Linked DNA regions of Homo sapiens: all the other regions are linked to region 1. Evidence: chromatin contacts called from ENCODE Hi-C or POLR2A ChIA-PET data. All regions are on one chromosome and are shown on one strand. The core of a region is the stretch at or near the end of the contact, and the rest is flanking DNA. Distances in the headings are between cores, read along the strand shown. Region 1 holds the start of UBE2G1 (ubiquitin conjugating enzyme E2 G1). Region 2 holds the start of CRK (CRK proto-oncogene, adaptor protein). Region 3 holds the start of TXNDC17 (thioredoxin domain containing 17).

The links. A loop is a pair of places that touch in the nucleus more often than their neighbours do. ChIA-PET counts read pairs that join two places held with the same protein, here RNA polymerase II (POLR2A). Pooled maps may share reads with other maps.
Region 2: a loop to region 1 is called in a map of CD8-positive, alpha-beta T cell, with 8 times the contacts of the local background. The contact joins the promoter of CRK here to the promoter of UBE2G1 in region 1. A Hi-C loop is called at or near these places in 3 of 168 maps with a recorded cell type or tissue (CD4-positive, alpha-beta memory T cell, CD8-positive, alpha-beta T cell and naive thymus-derived CD4-positive, alpha-beta T cell), 1 of 37 single-sample maps with no recorded cell type and 5 of 50 pooled maps.
Region 3: a pooled map shows a loop between it and region 1 (7-fold over the local background). The contact joins the promoter of TXNDC17 here to the promoter of UBE2G1 in region 1. A Hi-C loop is called at or near these places in 1 of 168 maps with a recorded cell type or tissue (naive thymus-derived CD4-positive, alpha-beta T cell) and 6 of 50 pooled maps. POLR2A ChIA-PET finds 5 or more read pairs at or near these places in 2 of 52 experiments (T-cell and naive thymus-derived CD8-positive, alpha-beta T cell).

Annotation. Positions count from the first base shown.
Region 1 is chr17:4,365,239-4,368,034 of GRCh38, forward strand. UBE2G1 (ubiquitin conjugating enzyme E2 G1) reads right to left here and starts at 1,437. Exons shown (of 6, transcript NM_003342.5): 1 at 1,033-1,437. The coding sequence starts at 1,078. RefSeq lists silencers at 78-857, 908-1,607 and enhancers at 770-1,456, 1,276-1,570.
Region 2 is chr17:1,454,765-1,457,560 of GRCh38, forward strand. CRK (CRK proto-oncogene, adaptor protein) reads right to left here and starts at 1,468. Exons shown (of 3, transcript NM_016823.4): 1 at 1,113-1,468. The coding sequence starts at 1,353. RefSeq lists an enhancer at 637-1,622 and silencers at 887-1,016, 1,127-1,186, 1,277-1,776.
Region 3 is chr17:6,639,734-6,642,529 of GRCh38, forward strand. It overlaps TXNDC17 (thioredoxin domain containing 17), which reads left to right and starts at 1,327. Exons shown (of 4, transcript NM_032731.4): 1 at 1,327-1,494; 2 at 2,020-2,101; 3 at 2,516-2,591. The coding sequence starts at 1,350. KIAA0753 reads right to left here and starts at 978. Exons shown (of 19, transcript NM_014804.3): 1 at 904-978. LOC122526780 reads right to left here and starts at 583. Exons shown (of 1, transcript NM_001396008.1): 1 at 1-583. The coding sequence starts at 583. RefSeq lists enhancers at 505-1,386, 1,517-1,786, 1,987-2,046.

The DNA.
Region 1 (2,796 bases), core at 187-2,686:
AGCAGGGGTAAGTGCTGGTTCATTTCTCTTTAAATCTGGCAGCACGTGGGGCTGCATTGTGAAGCCACCAACCCGCCTCCCCCCTTCCACTCCGCACACGGACGTCTCCACTGCGCATGCTCCGCGCACACAGTCCTAGCAGAGTAGGAGCCAACCCCCTAAAAAGTCAACCTGGAAGCCGCAAACGGCCGGAGGCCGGGACAATGGGGGAGGGGGGCCGCAGGCTCCTCGGGGAGGCCGACCCGGCCGCCGCCCCGGGCCAGAGCCTGCGGGCGCAGCTCCGGGGTTTGCAGGCCTGCGCAGCAGCCGGAATCGCGGCGAGCACAAAGCCCGGAGCCGGCCAGCGAGCGGCTCTCCCCGCGGCCCGCTCCTACCCTCCCCCAGCCGGGCGGCGCAGCCGGAGCCCGTGCCAGGCGGAGGCAGGCGAGGCGGCGATCCGCACTCCGCCAGGGTCTCCGGCACCCTCGCGCCCGCGTGGAGGCCGCCGAGGCCAGCGCTTTTGTTGTCGGCCCCAACTCCGCGGACCCAGCGCCGCCCGGGGAGAAGTTTTGTGCGCCTCACCTATCCCGCCAGGGCCGGTCCCTTCCGCCCGCCCTCAGACACCGAGCCGGGGACTCGCAGCCGCACTGGGTCCGGACGCTCCAGCCGGCCCCGAAGGTCCGGCGGCCCCGGCAGCACCTGAACCCGGGACCCGCCCCTCCAAGCTGGCGGCCCCGGCCTGGGGACCCGCACACAGCCCCTCCCCCGCAACGTCCTACAGAACGGTGGGGGAGGGGACCTCCTCCTCTCCGACCCCCCGGGCGCCAGGCCCAGTCCCTGGGCCGGAGCTGGGTCGCGTCCCCGCCCCCAGTGCCCTCCAAGAGCCGGGCGAGAACGGCTGGGCCCGGCCGGGACCGGAGCCTCGAGGTCCCCACCCTCGCAGGCCCGGGCCCCTTCGGCAGTACGGCCGCTGGCCCGGGAGGAGAAGAGGGACTGGGCTGCGGCTGTCCGCGATCGCGGCCGGGCCCGGCGCCCCGCCGCCCGCCTGCTCACCTGCCAGCTGTCTTCGCAGTAGCAGTGCCGACTGCAGCTCCGTCATCCTCCCTGCCGAGGGCCCGGGCTGGCGCCGGGGCTTCCGAAGGGCTGGGGACAGGCTCTGGGGGCGGCTGGAGCGGGGTGTGCCGAGGAACCCGGGCCCCGCGACCGGAGCGCCGGAGCCGAGGAAGGCCGGGCTGAGGCGGCGGGAGCGGCGCCTCGCTGCCGGTGCGAGTCCGCTCGCTTCAGCTCTTTTCACAGCGACTCACGCCCGGAAGGGGAGGGTGCCCGGGCTGCCGCGGCGCGCACTGGGACTTCGCTCGCCCGCTTCCCTCCTTCAACCCGCCCGTCGGCCCCACCGGTGCCTTCCCCCGCCACTGCCTCACTGCGCGCAGGGCCGCTCGGCGCAGGCGCGCTGAGACTGCCGACTTGGGAAGCGTCCCGCCCGCTAGCCCGACCCCTCGGCCTCCCGCCCCGCCCCCGGCGGCGGAACCCCGCCCCTTGAGCGCAGTTGTCCCGTCCGCCGCCATTTTGGGAAGGTCGACGCCCGGCTGCCAGCCCAAGCCTCCGCTGGTAGACGCCCCGCGGACGCCATGACAAAGAGGTCGCAGAGGGTCAAATACAGCCTCTGGATTGAAGCAGTGGATATAGGAGCGAAGAGGCCAGAAGAAGTGGTAGATGTCTAGTCCTTGGCGAGCGCCCAAAAGCCATCTAACACTGCCACATGGTGTGCGAAGTAGGAATTGTTAGAAAGCCGAAGTTAGTACTGGTGTGCCCCATTTTAACCAAACATCAAAATAGAGGCAATATATGATGATAACTCACTTTACATGAAGAGTGCACAAAAAAAGCCACCGCGTCCGGCCCTATTATTATTGAGCCACCGAGACCGGCCCTGTTATTATTATCATTTATGGACGGCAATTCTCTCTGTCGCCCAGGCTGGAGTGCAGTGATCATAGCTCACTGCAGCTTGGAACTCCTGGGCTTAAGGGATCCTCCCATCTGAGTCTCCTTAGTATCTGGGATTACAGGTACACACCACCATGCCCTGCTATTTTTTTATTTGCTTTATAGAGATCGGGGGGTTTGACGGGGCGCGGTGGCTCATGCTTGTAATCCCAGCACTTTGAGAGGCCGAGGTGGGCAGATCACCTGAGGTCACGAGTTCGAGACCATCCTGGCCAACATGGTGAAACCTGGTCTCTACTAAAAATACAAAAATTAGCCCAGCCTGGTGGCAGGCGCCTGTACTCCCAGCTACCAGGGAGGCTGAGAAAGGAGAATTGCTTGAACCTAGGAGGCAGAGATTGCAGTGAGCCGAGATGGTGCCACTGCACTCCAGCATGGCCGACAGAGAGAGACTCCGTCTCACAAAAAAAAAAAAAAAGGAGGGGGGGGCCAGAGGTCTCTCTGTGTTGCCCAGGCTGGTCTCAAACTCCTGGGTTCAAGCAGTCCTTCCAACTCGGCCTCCCAAAGTGTTAGCATTACAAGTGTGAACCACTGCCCCCTATCAAATAGACCAAAGGGACCATTTTGATATTTCACTTTACCAAATCAAGGAAATTTACTTCTATTCCTAGTTTCTTTCTTTTTTATTTTATTTATTTATTTATTTATTTTTTGAGACAGCCTTGTTCTGTCGCCCAGGCTGGAGTGCAGTGGCGTGATCTTGGCCCACTGCAACCTCTGCCTCTCAGGTTCCCGAGTTAAAGCAATTCTCCTGCCTCAGACTCCTGAGTAGCTGGGACTACAGGCGCACGCCTCCAGGCCAGGCTAATT
Region 2 (2,796 bases), core at 218-2,717, 2.9 Mb before region 1:
ACATACAATGAGAACCCCAGAATTACTTTGTACCTCACAAATCTCCAGTACTAAGGGCATCTATCTATTCCCTTAAAACAGTCCCAAATCAACTCCAACGGCATCGGTAAGACAGTCAATCTCAGGGATCCCTCCCTGGCAAGGAAAACCCAGCGCAGGTAATTTATGTTCTTGGCGTAGAGTCTGTTCCCAATATCCAGGAAGACTCAGCCCGCAGCCCCATCTTACTGAGCAAGGTGACGCCCTGAAGTACACACCGACAATGTTTAAGTCCAAGGAAAATGAAGTTCCAGTCACTTACAGGGAAGGGTCTGTTTCCATTGCCTCACTTCTGGTTTATTTTGTGGAATAAAATGTCTTTCCTCCACTAAACACTTTGAAAACCAGAACTCTCTAACGGCGGACAGTCTTCTGGACGCTTAGATCTCTTGCACATAGCCAGGCATCGCCTTAAACTGGGTTGGGCTGGTCACTGAAGGCTTTCTGCTACCACTATTTCTTCTAGCACTTAGTTCACCACCTTCGTCCTCCACGGGGGAAGAGAACGGTACAAAGATTTTGGAAAAATGCCCAAGAAAGGAAAAAATTGACCGGTTTCCTGAGGGTGTCTCCATCCCTCCCGGCCAGTATGTGGTGACTTCCTACCAAAGGCCACCAGGGGAGCACGGCCAAACCCGGCTCTCCAACACGGCAGGAAACGTTTCCAGCCTAAAAGCCACTTGTAGGATTATCGGATTCATTCTGGGCGCCGCTGCCAAGTGATGCCCCCGCAGTGCCAACATCTCCCTCAGCTCTTTGTCCCCACGTTGCCTTGCCCTGCCCTACCCTTGCGCCTGGCCCGGGAGCCAGCCCCACCCTGGGGCCGAAGCAGTTCCCCTTCCCCGCGGCTGCCCTCCCCAGGCACACCCCGGGGCCTCGGTCCGCGGCTCCTCCTCCCCCACACTCCTGCTCCCCGGGTGAGAGCGAGCCCGAGCAGCCGGCGGGCCCCTGCCACGGTCACCCAGCCCTCTGCCCACGACCCCCGAGGGTCCGCTCTCGAGGACCAGCCAGCCAGGCTGGGAGTTCCGCGGCCCTCACCCCGCCCAGGGCCCGCCGTCCCGTCAGTCCCTCACCGGGCGGAGGCTGGGCGGGCGACGGTGGCACCGGCGGGCGCGGGCCGCTGCTGTTGATGATGTAGTGGGAGACGCGCGAGTTCTCTGAGACGCTGAGCACATAGTCCCCGGGGCTGGTGCTCGAGTCCCGCACCAGGAACACCCCGTGCCGCTGGCCCTGCAGCAGCGCCACCGCCTCCTGCCGACTCAACCTCCCCCAGTACCAGCTACTCCGCTCCTCCGAGTCGAAGTTGCCCGCCATGGCTGCCTCCGCGCCTAAACGCTGGGGTGCCGCCGCCGCGCGCGCCCCTCCGGCCCCCGGCGCCCGCCGCCCAGCGGACCGGCTCCGGTTTCAGCTTCACAGCAGCGCCCGAAATGGCGGCGGCAGCCGCGGGCCTCCCCCTCCGGAAATGACGCGCTCCCTGCCCGAGGGAGGCTGCCGGGAAGGGGCCCGCGGCCCGCCATTGGGAGAAGGGCAAGGCGCCCTCGCGCGCGCACTGCGCATGCGGATTCATGGGCGGTGCCGCCCTTCCCGGGCCCGGGCTGCGGGGGATGGGAGGCGGGGTCTAGGGCCCGAGGGGCGGGGCCTCGCAGCCTCCCGCAGAGACGCGCGCCTGCGCTGCGGACAGAGCGGTGCTTCTCGTCTGGGCCCCGGTTCCTGGACGACCTGGGACTTCTAGGCAGCGACTCCCAGACAGAATTGGAGGAGAAAAGATGCGTGTGGCCCTGGGGCCTGAGTTCTCGGCCAGGCTTCCTGCGATATCAGTCTGTTTCTTTTTTCTTTTTCTTTTTGAGACGGAGTCTTGTTCTGTCGCCCACGCTGGAGTGCAATGGCGCGATCTCGGCTCACTGCTCCCGGGTTCAAGCGATTCTCCTGCGTCAGCCTCCCGAGTAGCTGAGACTACAGGCGTGAGCCACCGCGCCCGGCTGTTTTTTGTATTTTTAGTAGAGACGGGGGTTTCACCATGTCGGCCAGGATGGTCTCAATCTCCTGACCTCAGGTGATCCGCCCGCCTCGGCCTCCCAAAGTGCTGGGATTACAGGCGAGAAACATCGCGCCCGGCCACGTCGGTCCGTTTCTGCTCGTTCCTCTAGCTTCTCCACAGACCAGCTGACGTTCTCATTTTCATTGATTCACCTAGGACATTGTTGTTGACACTCCACTTGCACTGCGGGTGCAAAGGTTATCATGGCTGGGCCCTGCACTCCTCGAACTCACAGACCAGTGAGAGGAACCAGGAAACTGGATGACAAAAGGATGACAAATGCTGACAAACGCTATCATGGGAAACGGACATGAACACAGAGCAGAGCCCCCACAGCCAGTCTATGGAGTAATCCAGGAGGGCTTCCCAGAGGAGGCAGCATGTGTTGACTGCTGAATGACAAATGGGGAAGGACATTCTTTCTTTTTTTTTTTTTTTTTTTTTTGAGATGGAGTCTCGCTCTGTCGCCCAGGCTGGAGTGCCTGGGCGTGATCTCGGCTCACTGCAAGCTCCGCCTCCCGGGTTCACGCCATTCTCCTGCCTCAGCCTCCCGAGTTGCTGGGACTGCAGGCACCCGCCACCACGCCCGGCTAACTTTTTGTATTTTTAGTAGAGATGGGGTTTCACCGTGTTAGCCAGGCTGGTCTCGATCTCCTGACCTTGAGATCCGCCCACCTCGGCCTCCCAAAGTGCTGGGATTACAGGCGTGAGCCACCGCA
Region 3 (2,796 bases), core at 77-2,576, 2.3 Mb after region 1:
CAGGCACGGGATGGAGCTCGACTCTACTTCCTTCCCCACATCCCGAGGCGGCCCTCATAGCCTGCACCTTCAGCCACAGGTGCAGAATGCTCTCATGGCCCAGAGATCCCGGGCGACCTTTTCTCTCGCAGCCCCGGGGACTTCTATCTTCGGTCTCCTCCTCCCCAGACCCGGTCACCCACACAGCCCCGGCAAGCCCCACCACCTCGGGCTCCCCCACAGCCCCGTTCACCCACACAGCCCCAGGGTCCCTTGCAGCCTCGATGGAGCCTGGGGTCCCAGGAGCTCCCAAAGCCTCATTCGCCCCGGCGGCGTCGGCTGTCTCCGCCGCTTGTCTCGTCCCCCATGGCCGCTGACGGCCCTGTGGCCTTTCTGCACTCACACAGCGCGTCTCCCACTCCGAGGGCTTCGCCCGGCGCCTTGCTCCACGGCCTCGGGACGTCCCTGCGCCCCGTCTCTTCCCCCACGGCCGCCGAACCCCCCGCCCCGACCTGCTGGGCCCCACGCAGCGACCCGGCATCTTAGCCGCCTGCTCTCCCCGGCGCAGCCTGGGCAAGGCCCCACGGCGAGTCTCCCGGCTCATAGCTCCAGGGCAGTTCCCTTCCTCCCTACCGCGGCCCTGGGGGATGTCTTAGCACCTCGCTCCCTAAGCTGCTCCACACACGCACTCACACACTCCGCTCCGGCCTTGCAGCCTTTCTCCCTCCGAGCCCCTCACCCATCCCACCCCCGCCCAGTCTCGGGAACCCGCCCCCAGTCCCAGGCCCCCGTAAAGCCTAGACGGCAGAAAAGGTAACTGGGGGGACAAAGCAACAAAGGCTTTCCGAGTCAGATCTCCTCTCCCCCAAGTCCATGACTCTATGCGGCTTCCCAGAATCCCCCCCAGCCCCGGCCCGAGCCCACCTGGCCTAGGGTGAGGCGCGGCTACTGGGAGGCGGGCAACGGGGGCCCCCAACAAGGCCGCGCTTCCGGCCGCCTGCCCAGTCGCCATAGCAACAGGCGCAGGGCGGCTTGGGAGCCTTTGAGGCCCTGAACTATTTAAGGATCCAGGTGTTGCAAGGCGGTAAGTTTTGCAGCCAGTGTCCATGAGGTCGGGGCTGGGACTAGATTAGGGTAGATCTAAGCCTGGGCTTGGGAGTGCAGCTAGCGCAGAAAGATCTGAGGAACTAGAGCAAAAAGCCATGCGGATGGATTGTGGTCGTCAGAGGCTCCCGTAGTCTTTAGCGGCGCTGGCTTCCGCAGGCTCCGCCCTCTCTTGCCCACCCGGAAACAGCCTCGCCCCGCCTACGCGGGACCCAACCGCGGCGACCGGACGTGCACTCCTCCAGTAGCGGCTGCACGTCGTGCCAATGGCCCGCTATGAGGAGGTGAGCGTGTCCGGCTTCGAGGAGTTCCACCGGGCCGTGGAACAGCACAATGGCAAGACCATTTTCGCCTACTTTACGGGTTCTAAGGACGCCGGGGGGAAAAGCTGGTGCCCCGACTGCGTGCAGGGTGAGGCCGGGATTCGGGGGCTGCTGTCCAATGGAAATGGCAGGAAGGTCGAGCCTACGGCCAGAAGGGGGGCTTAGCGGAGGCAGAGTCTTGGTTCCAGACATCCGCGGAGCAATCTGAGCTGTCCCCAAGTCTCCTTCTATTAAATCCTACCCCGCCCTGCCAAGAGCGCTCTTCCTTTTACCACCTTACCCGGATGATCTTGGAATCTAGTTCCTTAAAACTTCTCACTCCCCCAGTACCATTAGTGTCTTACAGGATACGTGAGTTGGTCAGCAAATACATGTGCTTTCCATTGTTACGGGCGCGGTGGTGCAGGGGCAAATCGGGACTGGGATTTGGTCCTTACCCTTAACGTGGCTCTAAGACCAGAAGGGAACACCTGACTTGTGTTGACCTCTTCAGTTAGCTGCAGGTTAAAGTCTGAGTGCTTACCAAGACTGGGGGAAGGGGGAAAGAACACAGTTTATACGTGCCTGATTGTAGAGTTGACGTGCGATTATTTTATCTCAACTTTTTTTAAAGCTGAACCAGTCGTACGAGAGGGGCTGAAGCACATTAGTGAAGGATGTGTGTTCATCTACTGCCAAGTAGGAGAAAAGCCTTAGTAAGTGGCAATGTATAATCTACCTCGCAGACGTGCACAAATTGCATACTTAGGCGGGAAGGGCCTCAGGGACTTACTTACCCAGTTTGTCTTACAAGGTAATGTCTGACAAGTTAAACAATTAGAAGCTATTAAATACAAATTTAAAATGCCCACCTGAATTAAGTAAGGGTAATTCAACGAATTTGGTCTGGTGTAAGCCCAGAACTTAGCTGGCTTTACTTTTATATCTTAGTCACACTTTGAAACTTTGCACAGGGTAATTAGTAGATTAAGCCATAGTCCGCAAGGTTTTTTAAGTGTTTGCAAGAACAGTGATTACTAAAAAATTAAATGTAGGACTATGTCAAATATTAAGCAAACTGTAATAAACCAAGTAAATTTTTTTCATGATCACTTTTTCTTTTCGAATAGTTGGAAAGATCCAAATAATGACTTCAGAAAAAACTTGAAAGTAACAGCAGTGCCTACACTACTTAAGTATGGAACAGTAAGTATCTTTAAATATGCTGGGCCTGTAATTCACTGTCAGAACTCTTTTAACTTGCTGTGGATCCAGATTTGAAAAGATCTTGACATTTCATCTCAATTCCATTGTTGTTCAGAGTGCTGCTGAAAGTCCATTCCTATGGCCAATCCCAATAAACTGATAATGTAAATATCTAGCTATTAGGTCTTTTTCATGTTAAGTCACT